Regions from separate parts of the Homo sapiens genome. Here region 1 is linked to region 2. A link is an interaction called in ENCODE POLR2A ChIA-PET data of the cell type or tissue named here. Cell type or tissue: MCF 10A. All regions are shown on one strand. Each heading gives the region's core, and the rest is flanking DNA. Links, peaks and the distances in the headings are about the cores only. Region 1 holds the start of LOC124900722 (a long non-coding RNA gene). Region 2 has its middle 59 kb from the start of LINC01094.

The links. Peaks named below come from ENCODE experiments on the same cell type or tissue, not always from the same donor. Only the 100,000 strongest peaks of a DNase experiment are listed, where the experiment ranks them.
Region 1: POLR2A ChIA-PET joins it to region 2 with 7 read pairs; 5 of 35 experiments call an interaction of 5 or more read pairs at or near these places.

The regions. Positions count from the first base shown.
Region 1 is chr4:78,786,175-78,791,394 of GRCh38, forward strand. All of the region lies in intron 1 of BMP2K (BMP2 inducible kinase), which reads left to right. LOC124900722 (a long non-coding RNA gene) reads left to right here and starts at 2,743. Exons shown (of 2, transcript XR_007058153.1): 1 at 2,743-5,220. It overlaps LOC105377299 (a long non-coding RNA gene), which reads right to left. Exons shown (of 4, transcript XR_938918.4): 4 at 3,560-3,671. In MCF 10A, for the core only: no CTCF peak of the experiment used is centred there; no DNase peak of the experiment used is centred there.
Region 2 is chr4:78,702,111-78,707,618 of GRCh38, forward strand. No RefSeq gene overlaps it. Among named protein-coding and RNA genes, the nearest start is that of LINC01094, 59 kb to the left of the region's middle. RefSeq lists an enhancer at 4,050-4,682. In MCF 10A, for the core only: no CTCF peak of the experiment used is centred there; a DNase peak (open chromatin) is centred at 3,011.

The DNA.
Region 1 (5,220 bases), core at 221-5,220, 84 kb after region 2:
GGCCCTTGGGAAATGATTGGGTCATGAGAGCCCTCATGAATGGAATTAATGCCCTTATAAAAGAGGCCCCAGAGAGATCCCTCATCCCTTGCACTACATAAGGTTAGAGTGAGAAGATGGCCATCTGTGAGGAAACAAGCCCTCTCCAGGCACTGAATTTCCCAGCACCTTGCTCTTGGACTTCCCAGTCTCCATAACAGTAAGAAATTCTGTTGCTTATAAGCCACCCAATGTGTGTGTGTGTGTGTGTGTGTGTGTGTGTGTGTGTGTGTGTGTGTTTTGAGACACGGTCTCTATTGGCTAGGCTGGAGTGCAGTGGTGTGATCATAGCTCACTGCAGCCTTGAGCTACTGGCCTCAAGCAGTCCCCTTGCCTTAGCCTCCCGACAGTTGGGACAATAGGCATGTGCCACCTTGCCACACTTCTCCATTTCTGTTTTTTAGCTTATGTTGTTATGTTTGCCCAGAATGCAAATACTGGCCTCCACCACTCTGTTAAAAATGGGGTCTTGTAGGATATATTTAAAATAGTTACTTTTTTGTAATCTTTATTTTTTCCTGAAACCCTATCTACAACCAAATAAGTGTAATTATGCCTTCCTTTGCTCTGCGTAGCAACTGTTACTCATATAGCACTTATCTTAAATAGCTTTGTTCTATTCTAATAAAATGCGTAATTTTCTCTACTTTAAAATTTAATTCTTTTAAGGCTTATCTTGTATTCATTCTTTTTTTCCCTCTCATTATTTTTAAAATATTTGGTAGAGATGGGATCTTGTTACGTTATCCAGGCTGGTTTTGAACTCCTGGCCTCAAGTGGTCCTCCTGCTTTGGCCTCCCAAAGTGCTGGGATTACAGGTGTGAGGCACCATGCTTGGCCTTGTATTCGTCTTTTATCTCTTGCAGTGCTGTACTCATGATAGTATTGAGTACCTCTGTAAGAGGTTGAGTTTTGGTATTCAAAAGTGATCAGAGGGCTTGCTACAAATTACTATGAAACAATTGGATAGCAGCCATATTTGACATATCAAGCTGTTCAGTTGATATTTAGGAGAAGGCTGACTCTGTTTTTGAAGTTCTGTCCATTTTAAAATAAGGAGATAGAGATATTTGTTAATAATGTAGTTCTAGCATTAAATAGATGGATGAAAAAATACTACCAGATTTATTTTTGGACTCCTAGCCTGTTTTATTTCTGTTATGGTTATATGTATAGTACATCTTTGTTTTGTGGGTACTGCATTGCTTGTATTTGATGTGACTCTCAAAATGTTCTAGCCTGAATTCCCTTGAGCCACTACCGTTAGACAGAGTGGGAGCTGGGTAGTCTAAAGTATGTGCTTTGGATAACTGATCTTAAGAAAACAGTTTTGGGGGTGGTCAGCTGTGTATGGCTTTATCTTGAGTGGCGGATAGTACCACTCAATGGGATGAATGGTGTCTAAGAGGATGAGGGTATTAGGAAGAAGAAGGGGATCTTATCTCCTTAAGGCTCCTGGGGAGGGAAACAAATGAGCATTAACTTTGGGGATTCCTCTAACTGAACTGTATGATATTGAAGGTACTTATTTTCTAGGTGGAAAGACATTTAGTTTGCTTTTAGATTAGGAAATTTGTAAGCCTGGCCCAAAGGTCAGAGGGTAGCAAACCACCCTTGACTATTCTTTCTTTCAATTTCTGGAAGAGAGGGTTCCAGTACACTATTTCCCCTTGCCTAAATGCTGTATTTACTTATTTTGCTTTATTTTTGCTGGTTGGACCATTGTTAGGGCTGCCTGGAGCTTTATACATAAGTATTCTCTTTTGAATGAGATTGTCAGTGGTTAGTTTAGGTTTTACTATTCTTTCTGAATCATAAAGATACTACTACTAAAGTAATTTTTTTTTTTCCTGAATCTTGTCAGGACTATTTTTCTAGGGAGTGGGATTATGCATCACTGGCAATTACCCATTTTTTCATTCTCTTGCCTGCATCACAGACTCTCTTCCGTTGAATGTTAATGGTCTATTTTTTTATACAGGCACAGAAAAAAAAAGTTGCTACTGACTCATGATCAGTAGGCCATGTATTCTGAAATATTTGTTCAGAGGTTGGGGGTATATGTGCTCAGATGTGCATAGGCTTTTGATGGTGTCTTCTATGATCACTAACAGGAGTATGTAAGATAGTTAACTGTTACGTGCAGTAATGTGGATCTAAGGATTTTTTTTTTTTTTTTTGTCTACCTAATGGGCCTAAATTGAAATTGGAATAGATCCTTAGTTTCATTAGCACAGTATTATGGTTAACTCATCCAGACAGCTCAGTTTAAATCCTAGTGAATAGTTAACTGGATTGCTAAATCTTTGGTAAATTTTCATCTTTTAGCAAAATGTTTATGCAACCCAAAGGAGAAATTCTAAGGATCTCAACCAAAATTGGTACTTGTTTTTATTTTTAAACAAGTGAAGGTAGCTGTTATGGGTTTTATAGTTTTTCACCTTAGTGCAGTGGGAACTTTAGAAATATTGCAAACTCATGAGTTTTTTTTTTTTTAAATATGTGTTTGTGTATGGTATTTTTTGCCTATCCATAGGGATGGTTGGAAGTGCATTTGTAAGGGCTGTATGAATCCATAGTGTTCGAGGTTGGATGTAACTAATGCCCATAAATTTCTAGCTTGAGAAACCCTTATATACAGATTCAAGGTTCAGATTTGTTTTCATCTTAGAATAGTGGCTGTTTTTTTTTTTTTTTTTTTTAAATACACTAAAGGTATTTCAAAAAGTTGTGGTGGGCCATTATGGATAGTATAAGGTCAATTTCACTGATTTTTTTCTTTTTTTCTTTTGCTTTGGAAGACGAAATATAGGAAACAATGTGTAAGAACCTGAATTTAAAACAGGACCTTCTCAGAGCCTCTTACAGAAAATATCCTGAGTATTATATTAACTGTAATTGGTATTGTTGGACTAATAGTCTTTCTTTGAAAATGCTAGTGCTTCATTAAATTTCCCGTAATTGTAGTGATTGTCCAAATTTAGTTCCCTCATTTAACCATGAGAAAATGGAGTAATGAATGAACCCAAAGTCACATTATTAGTGTTGATTGTGGAGAGTAGAACTTAGTTCTCGTGACCAGCACTTTTTCTAGTAGTTATGGCCTCTTTCTTTTATTTTTATTTTTCATTTTGTTTCCTTATGCCTAAGTACTTTTACTTATGGCCTCTTTAATTGGCTCCTATGCTGTATAGGCATTGGCCTGTAGCTATAGTCATAGCTCCTGTATGTATGGGCATTGTCCTTTGATTGGGGTGGGGACTTGGAACTGGTTTAAGGGACCTCGGGACTTTTAATAGTCTGAAGGCAGCTGGAGTATTACTGGGTGCATGGGGAGTATGAGGTGGAAGACGTATTCTCAAATATTTTTGCTTGAATTTCAAAGTTAAAGCTTTTCTGCTTTGTATTTTCCTAAGGCAGTCAAACCATGTGTTACAGTTACTTGAGCTAAGATGTCACGATTAATTTTAAAAGTTTAAATTCCAGCTTCTCCCAGGTTAGTCTGTTCTCTCAGTTTAGAGAGGACAAGTCATACATGAAATAGTGTATTTGTGAACTGTAAAGTATGTAGCGTAAAGGTGCAATACTTCAGCTTCTTCAGTTGAATTCAGCATAGCAACACGGAGGACCTCCTGTAGGGAGAAAGGTAAAAGAGAGAAATAGCTAAGTTCTTATCCTCTGCTTTTCTTCTCTTCCGAGTTCAAGGTTATGGCGCGTGGAGTCTGAAGTGCTGTAATATCGGATCCCTATTTGCATTTTACCTGATAAATTTATGTGGTGTTCAAAGTAAAAAGAAAACACGATTCTTCTAAATTCCTGTTTATTAGATGACAGCACAAATGCTTTAGACTTAAACTTGGAATACAAAACATCTGAATCTTTACAGTGATATAAATTCCTATGATATTATAAAACAGTTTCCTTAAAAATGACATGACATTACTTTTATGATACATTTGGCATATTTTTATACACAGGCAAGTAAAAAGTTGAAATAGAATGGTGCTTGATTTATGATTTTAAAACATTAAAGGATAATGTTTCTAAACTAAACTTACTTGGAAATGGCATTATTGTTTGGGTATAAAACTCAAAAGGATATTGAAAAGCAACTAGGATTTATAAGAAATATTTGTAGAGTAGTAATTACCAAATAAATAAAGCTTATTGTTTTCTTACATCCCAGTAATAGTTAGAAAATAAATTACATTCGTAATAGCAAAACAATGTATATCACCTAAGAGCTAAACTCATGAGAAATGTGCAGAACCTCTGTGAAAAAAATTTATATTGTTTAGAAGAACATAAAATGAAACTTGTCTAAATGGAGAACTATGTCATGTTGCCAGCTAAGAAGACTCAATATTGTCAATATGTTATTTCTTCCTAAATAAACTCAGTACAAAAAAAGATAATTTTTCTAATATTTTTCAAACTATGGAAGTAACACCATCATTATCAAGAAGAATTCATCTAGTGTCTGTACGTTTTTCTGAGTAAAACGAGCTTTTTCATAAGTCAAAATATAGAGCCTGGCATGGTGGCCCACACCTCAGGAGGCTGAGATGGAGTTTGAGACTGCAATGAGCTGTGATTGTTCCACTGCACTCTGTCTTGGGTGACAGACTAAGATCCTGTGTCTAAATAACAATAATAATAATAATCATAAAAATAATAAATTTTTAAAAATGTAACCCATTCCCCCCTCCCATCTGCCTCTAATAATTGTCTCTCTTTCCAACTTTAGATAGAGGCTGAGCCCCTGGCCATCTTTTCTCTCCCATTCTTTTTTCCATCAGTTATTTGATTTTTCTCTTATTTTTACTTGTTCCTTAATATTTTTTTATACCTGTTGAGGTATACCAGTTTATACCTTAACAGTTTATATCCTGTTCAGCCTGTAAGCCTGTTTAATTTCAAAAGACAAAACACAAATAAAACTTTTGTGATCTTTCCTACTCTTTCCTTCCTTCATTAATTGACTTTTCTGAAAAATAGATTTTGGTAATGGTTCTCAAAGTGTGGTATGTGGACCCCAAGGGAAAGGGTCCTCAAGACCCTTTGATAGGGGGTCTATCAGGTAAAAAATGTTTTCATAATAATACTAAGACGTATTTGCCATTTACACTGTATTGGCATTCACACTGCAAGCACCTTAACACTAATCAAGGGTAGTGAAAA
Region 2 (5,508 bases), core at 208-5,207:
CTGACCAACATGCAGAAACCCCGTCTCTACTAAAAATTCTAAAATTAGCTGAGTGTGGTGGCGGGTGCCTGTAATCTCAGCTACTCAGGAGGCTGAGGGAGGAGAATCACTTGAACCTGAAAGGCAGATGTTGCAAGAGCTGAGATTGTACCACTGCACTCCAGCCTGGGTGACAGAGTAAGACTCTGTCTCAAAAAAAAAAAAATTGTCCTTTTTCATTTCACGGAACCATAGGCAAAAGCTTCTCAATTTTGCAAGTTGCCACCCAACAGGCTACATGGGGGAACCAAATTAACATTTCCAATTCTGGCCAGAGTGAAATACACGTGACAGAACACAGACACTAGATATCCCACTCAGTGCCCAAGTATGGACCTGGCAAGGCTCAAATTTGTGCCCGTTCATCCACTCAAGATGGGGAGGGATCACCTCTGACTGGGAATTTTAACAGGTGGTCTCAGGGCAGGATGGAAGGGCAGGATGGAAGGGCAGATGGTCACCCTGAGTTAGACCTGCTGAGCTCCCTCTAACACTTCCTTCAGGGCTTACTGAATGTGACTGGTCAGACAAAACAGGAGAGCCGGCTGGACTTCCATCAGCCATTCCTTTAGAGATTTTCTGCACATATATAAACACACACAGTGAACTAAAGACAAACAGAAGAATTTTTAAACCAAGATTCCAGACCAGATTCGTTCTTCAAACCGGAAGAGCATTCTTCCAAACAGGTCTCCTATGCTCCATCCAACAGGGGAGAGATCTCCCGAAACCGAGATTCTTCCTACAATCTAGGGAGAGCCGGATAGTTCCCATGATGGGACAACAGTGCCTCTAGAGAGGCCAACAGATCAGGAGAAGGAAGGGGATGTTGGCAGCACCTGAAATACTGGATGTCTTTCAGGAAATATTTCTCCATTGCAATTAGATCCATGCATTATGGGTAAATAGCACCCTACTAGAAGAGATGGTGCCAGGGGTAGTCCTTAGTCCAAGAAAACTAAGTGGCCATTTGGGCTGGCCTCTGAATCCATTGCCAGTGAGAGGCTGCTGAACCACAGGCAAGTACCTACAAAGGCTATCATGGACAAGCCCCAAATTTATAGCTGCCTAATGGGTTTATTTTGTCTGCTACCCAGATAGAGCCAATTTATCAAGACAGGGGAATTGCAATAGAGAAAGAGTTTAATACACATAGTGCCAGCTAAATGGGAGACTTGAGTTTCATAATTACTCAAATCAGCCTCCCCCCATATTTGGGGTTTTTTAAGGATAATTTTTGGCAGGCAAGTGGCTAGGGAATTGGTGCTGCTAATTGGTTGGAGATAAAACCATAGGGGTGTGGAAAACAGTACTTGTGTGCTGAGTCTTCTTCTGGGTGGGGGCCACAGGACCAGTTGAGTTAAGAATTGCAGGTTCAGGTGGAATCATCTGGTCCTCGGAAATGCAAAAGTCTGAAAAGACATCTCAAATGGCCATCTTAGGTTCTATAATAGTGATGTTATTTATAGGAGTAATTGAGGAAGTTATAAATCTTGTGACCTCCAGAACAATGGCTGATTCTCATTTAACTATGTCTACATCTTAGCAGAATTCAGGTCCCTTTCATAATCCTAATATTGTGGGCTTTCATTACTTTTACAAAGGCAGTTTTGGTCCCCAACTAAGGAGGGGGTAGTTTGAGGAAGGGCTATTATCATCCTTGCTTTAAGGTTAAACAATAAACTAAATTTCTCCCACAGTTAGCTTGGTCCATGCCCAGGAATGACTAAGGGAAGTTTGAAGGCTAAAGGCAAGATAAAGTTAGTTAGGTCAGATTTCTTTCACTGTCATAATTTTCTCACTGTTATAATTTTTGCAAAGGCATTTCCATAAAATCTGAAAAGCAATAGAACTGCACCATTGGGTAGCAAGACTTGACCCACTATTTACACACTAAATAGGTGTGGCAGACATTCATTGCTTTTTGGCTTCCAGGCGTCTATTCTAGCACCCCCAGTTCCACTGGGAAATTACTCTTCCTAATGGATACATTCTGTTAAGACTTTTACTCAAGGCCGGGTGCAGTAGCCCACAAAGTCAGCACTTTGGGAGGCTGAGGCCGGAGGATTCATTGAGCCCTGGACAGTGAGACCAGCCTGGGCAACATGGTGAAACCCTGTCTCTACAAAAAAATTCAAAAATTAGCCTGGTGTGGTGGTGTGCACCTGCAGTTCTAAGTACTTGGGAGGCTAAGGTGGGAAGATTCCTTGAACCTAGGAGGTGGAGGTTGCAGTAAGCCAAGATTTGTCCCACTGCACTCCAGCCTGGGTGACAGTGAGATGTGGGTGACAGAGTGAAATAAATAAATAAATAAATAAATAAATAAATAAATAAATAGTGAGACCTGGGTGACAGCCTGGGTGACAGAGTGAGACCTGGGTGACAGAGTGAAATAAATAAATAAATAAATAAATAAATAAATAAATAAATAAGTGTTAGACAAAAACAGCTTCAAGCTTCCTTTATCAAACTGGATTACTGTACTAAGATCTTTCTGCATAGAAATTCTGAAACCAACACTGGAAACAGTTCTTAAGCAAAGAACAAGACACAATGGTGCTAATTAATAGAACCGGGATAAAGACACAAAAGCATGCAGAAACCCAACTGTTGGAACTAGACCAGCAGCATATACCCAAGAAAGGGCAGATTCCAAGGCCCCATCTTAGACTCTCTGGATCAAAATCCCTGGAGTAGGAGACCAGGTCTTTTCATTTTCTTATATTTGTCAATGATTTTGAAGCTCACTAAAGTTTGATAACCATGCTGTTTTGTGCTGGGCTAGAGCCCCATGGAATCATGCTTGTCAAAGCTTAATATGCAGACATGTGATCTTGCTAAAATGTAGATTCTGACACAGAAAGTTTGGGTGGGGCTTGAGATTCTGCATTTCTAACAAGTTCTCAAACGATGAGGCTAGATGAGCCATACAGTCTGGGTGAGGCTAAGCCTGAAGCTAGAATCAGAAGGCACAGACCCAGGGGGAGAAGCTGTGAAGTAGACAGAGCCTGACAGCTCATTCCTTGGCAAACTGACAGAATGAAATCTCAGAGCCTGCAAAACTGGCAACTAGCTTCTCAACCTCCTCAATGCTACCATCCTTCTGCTTCACCTGAGCAGCTCCTAAAGCGGACATGAGACGCAATCCTTTAATTAAATCCTCAAATAGCTTCTTTGCCTGACCCACTCCCTCTGAATCCTTGTTCAGCATTACAAGATGAAACAAAAACAAAGAGGTGATTCTGAAGTTCAATCTGATGTAATTGGGTGCTTTGTTCTTAATTAGAGTGCAAAGTCCTCTTTTTGTAGGCCACTGAGTCTGTGCAGATAATACAGTTTCCTGTTTACTGTTCTAATAAAAACTACTTTGCATTATTAAAATAAAAGCACCTTAAAAGCTGACATAGACAGTTTCCAAATGATACATGTAACAGAATCAAATTGTTTTGAAGAGCTTGTGAATATTTGATTACCAGACATTGCCCTTCTCTTTTTATCTATTGATACATTCAGTCACAATTATAGTCCAGGTACTGTGCTAAGCACGGTCACATGCTATAGATGGTGTACAATCTCAAAGTCCTGGCCAAGAAATGCAGAAATTCAGCCTTTGCATGTAGTTTAATGAAACTCCCAGGACCCACTCCACTATTGGATTTATTTATTTAATGGAAGACTATGTGGAAATCCCTGTTCCATGTCCTCTGGAAGAAACACAGAAATGAAGGTAGAGTTCCAAATGGTAGAGAATAAACAACAGGTGGTCTGGGTTTCATTCAAAATGTGAGTCACACTAAAAATGGATAGGATTTTTTTTAAGGGTCACTTCCACTCCAGATTTCAATGTATGTTGCTCAGAATAAAGTGGGTATTTCATAGCCACCACAATGGCTGTGTATTAAGGCAAAGCTCTATTGAATTGATATTTTTATAAGTATAAACAGCATTTGCAAGGCTGAGTTGAAGGAGCTAGGAGAGGGACTGGCCTCAAAGCCTTTAAAAGACCCTTAAAAGGCCTTACAGCCTTTTAATATACTCTTGTAGGGTATGTTATCCCCTAAATACCAGAAGTCTGAAAACCTCTGGGTTATAGTAGAATTATTTCTAAAACAGCAATTTCCAAGGCACATGAATAATATTAAAAATCACTGAAAAGGATGTGCTAAGCACCCACGTGCAAATTTTTTGGTGGCCAGTCTAAGATGTTTAAAGAAACTTTGGGAGTGATTTGGGAGATAATAGGGGATCATCAGGAAGAAGTCGAGAGTGTGGCAAGCATAAGAAAGTAGGATGGATATGCAAAGCGAGGCAGTGCGGGATGTGTTGACATAAGGTATAGGTAAGAAGGGTAATATAAGACGACAGGCTCAGAAATGAGTCACCAACACCTTGAAAGACTTGAGAAGAAAGTAAAGTGTCAAAAGGAATGTCACCCCCCTGGAAAAGCCTTACCACAGCAATGTACTTAAAATAACTACCCTAACACTAACATAGCATTCTCCATCCATTTGCACTACTGTCGTTTTCTTCATGATGCTTTTTACTCCATGACATGATTTTTTGTGTCATGAATATGTTTGTTTATCTTCTGTTTTCAATTAGAATATAAGACCCATGATGCCAGGAACCTGTTCTTGTTCACTGCTTATCCCCAAACCTAGAGCAGTACCTGGTAATAGCAAGTATTCAACAACGTATTTGTTGAATAAATGAATGAAACCAATGAAGGGATTTGAGAAAGGGATAAGACAGAATGCTAGTACAAGTGTCTAGAATAGAGGTGTGATGAATAAAGATGGGGAAGAAGACATCAAAATAAAAGTACAAAAATCAAATAACAGTAAAAACTTTTATCATGTATCTTAAAATTTAAGAAGATATATGAGACCCTAAGCACACCCAAAATTCAATCTAAATAGCCTAGAAACATTATTTATAAGCATTAGAGGAAAGAATCAAATAATTCTCAAAGAGAAAAACTGGGACCCTTGATACTGAGGAAAAAGGCCTGCAGACTCCAGAAACCCTTTAACTCTTCCCACCCCCAGCTGCAGAAAGAGGCCTTGAGCAAGTTTCCTTGCTTTGGGGCTCACTGGACCCTCAATGCAAAGTCACACTAGAAGGAGGAACATCAAGTGTCACTTGGAAGCTGTTCAAGAAAAGAAAGAGAAAACAGTAAAGGAGGGGAGCTTTATAAATCTAGCAACTACGTAGTCCAAAAGGAGAATTTGACTAACCCCTCCTCCTCCTCCTCCTCCTCCTCCTCTTCTTCCTCCCACCCCTTTGACCTTCAGACAGTGTCTCATTGTTTAGATTATGTTTATCTGAGAAAAGACAAAGCCTCAGCTGTGAGTCTGTGGTTGTGCACCCCCTAGAACTTATTTTTACCAAATATCTTGGTGCCAGCAGCAGTGATGCTAAGGGTGCTGGTTTAGGCAATAAAGGAGCAACTCGTGACTCCATCAAGAA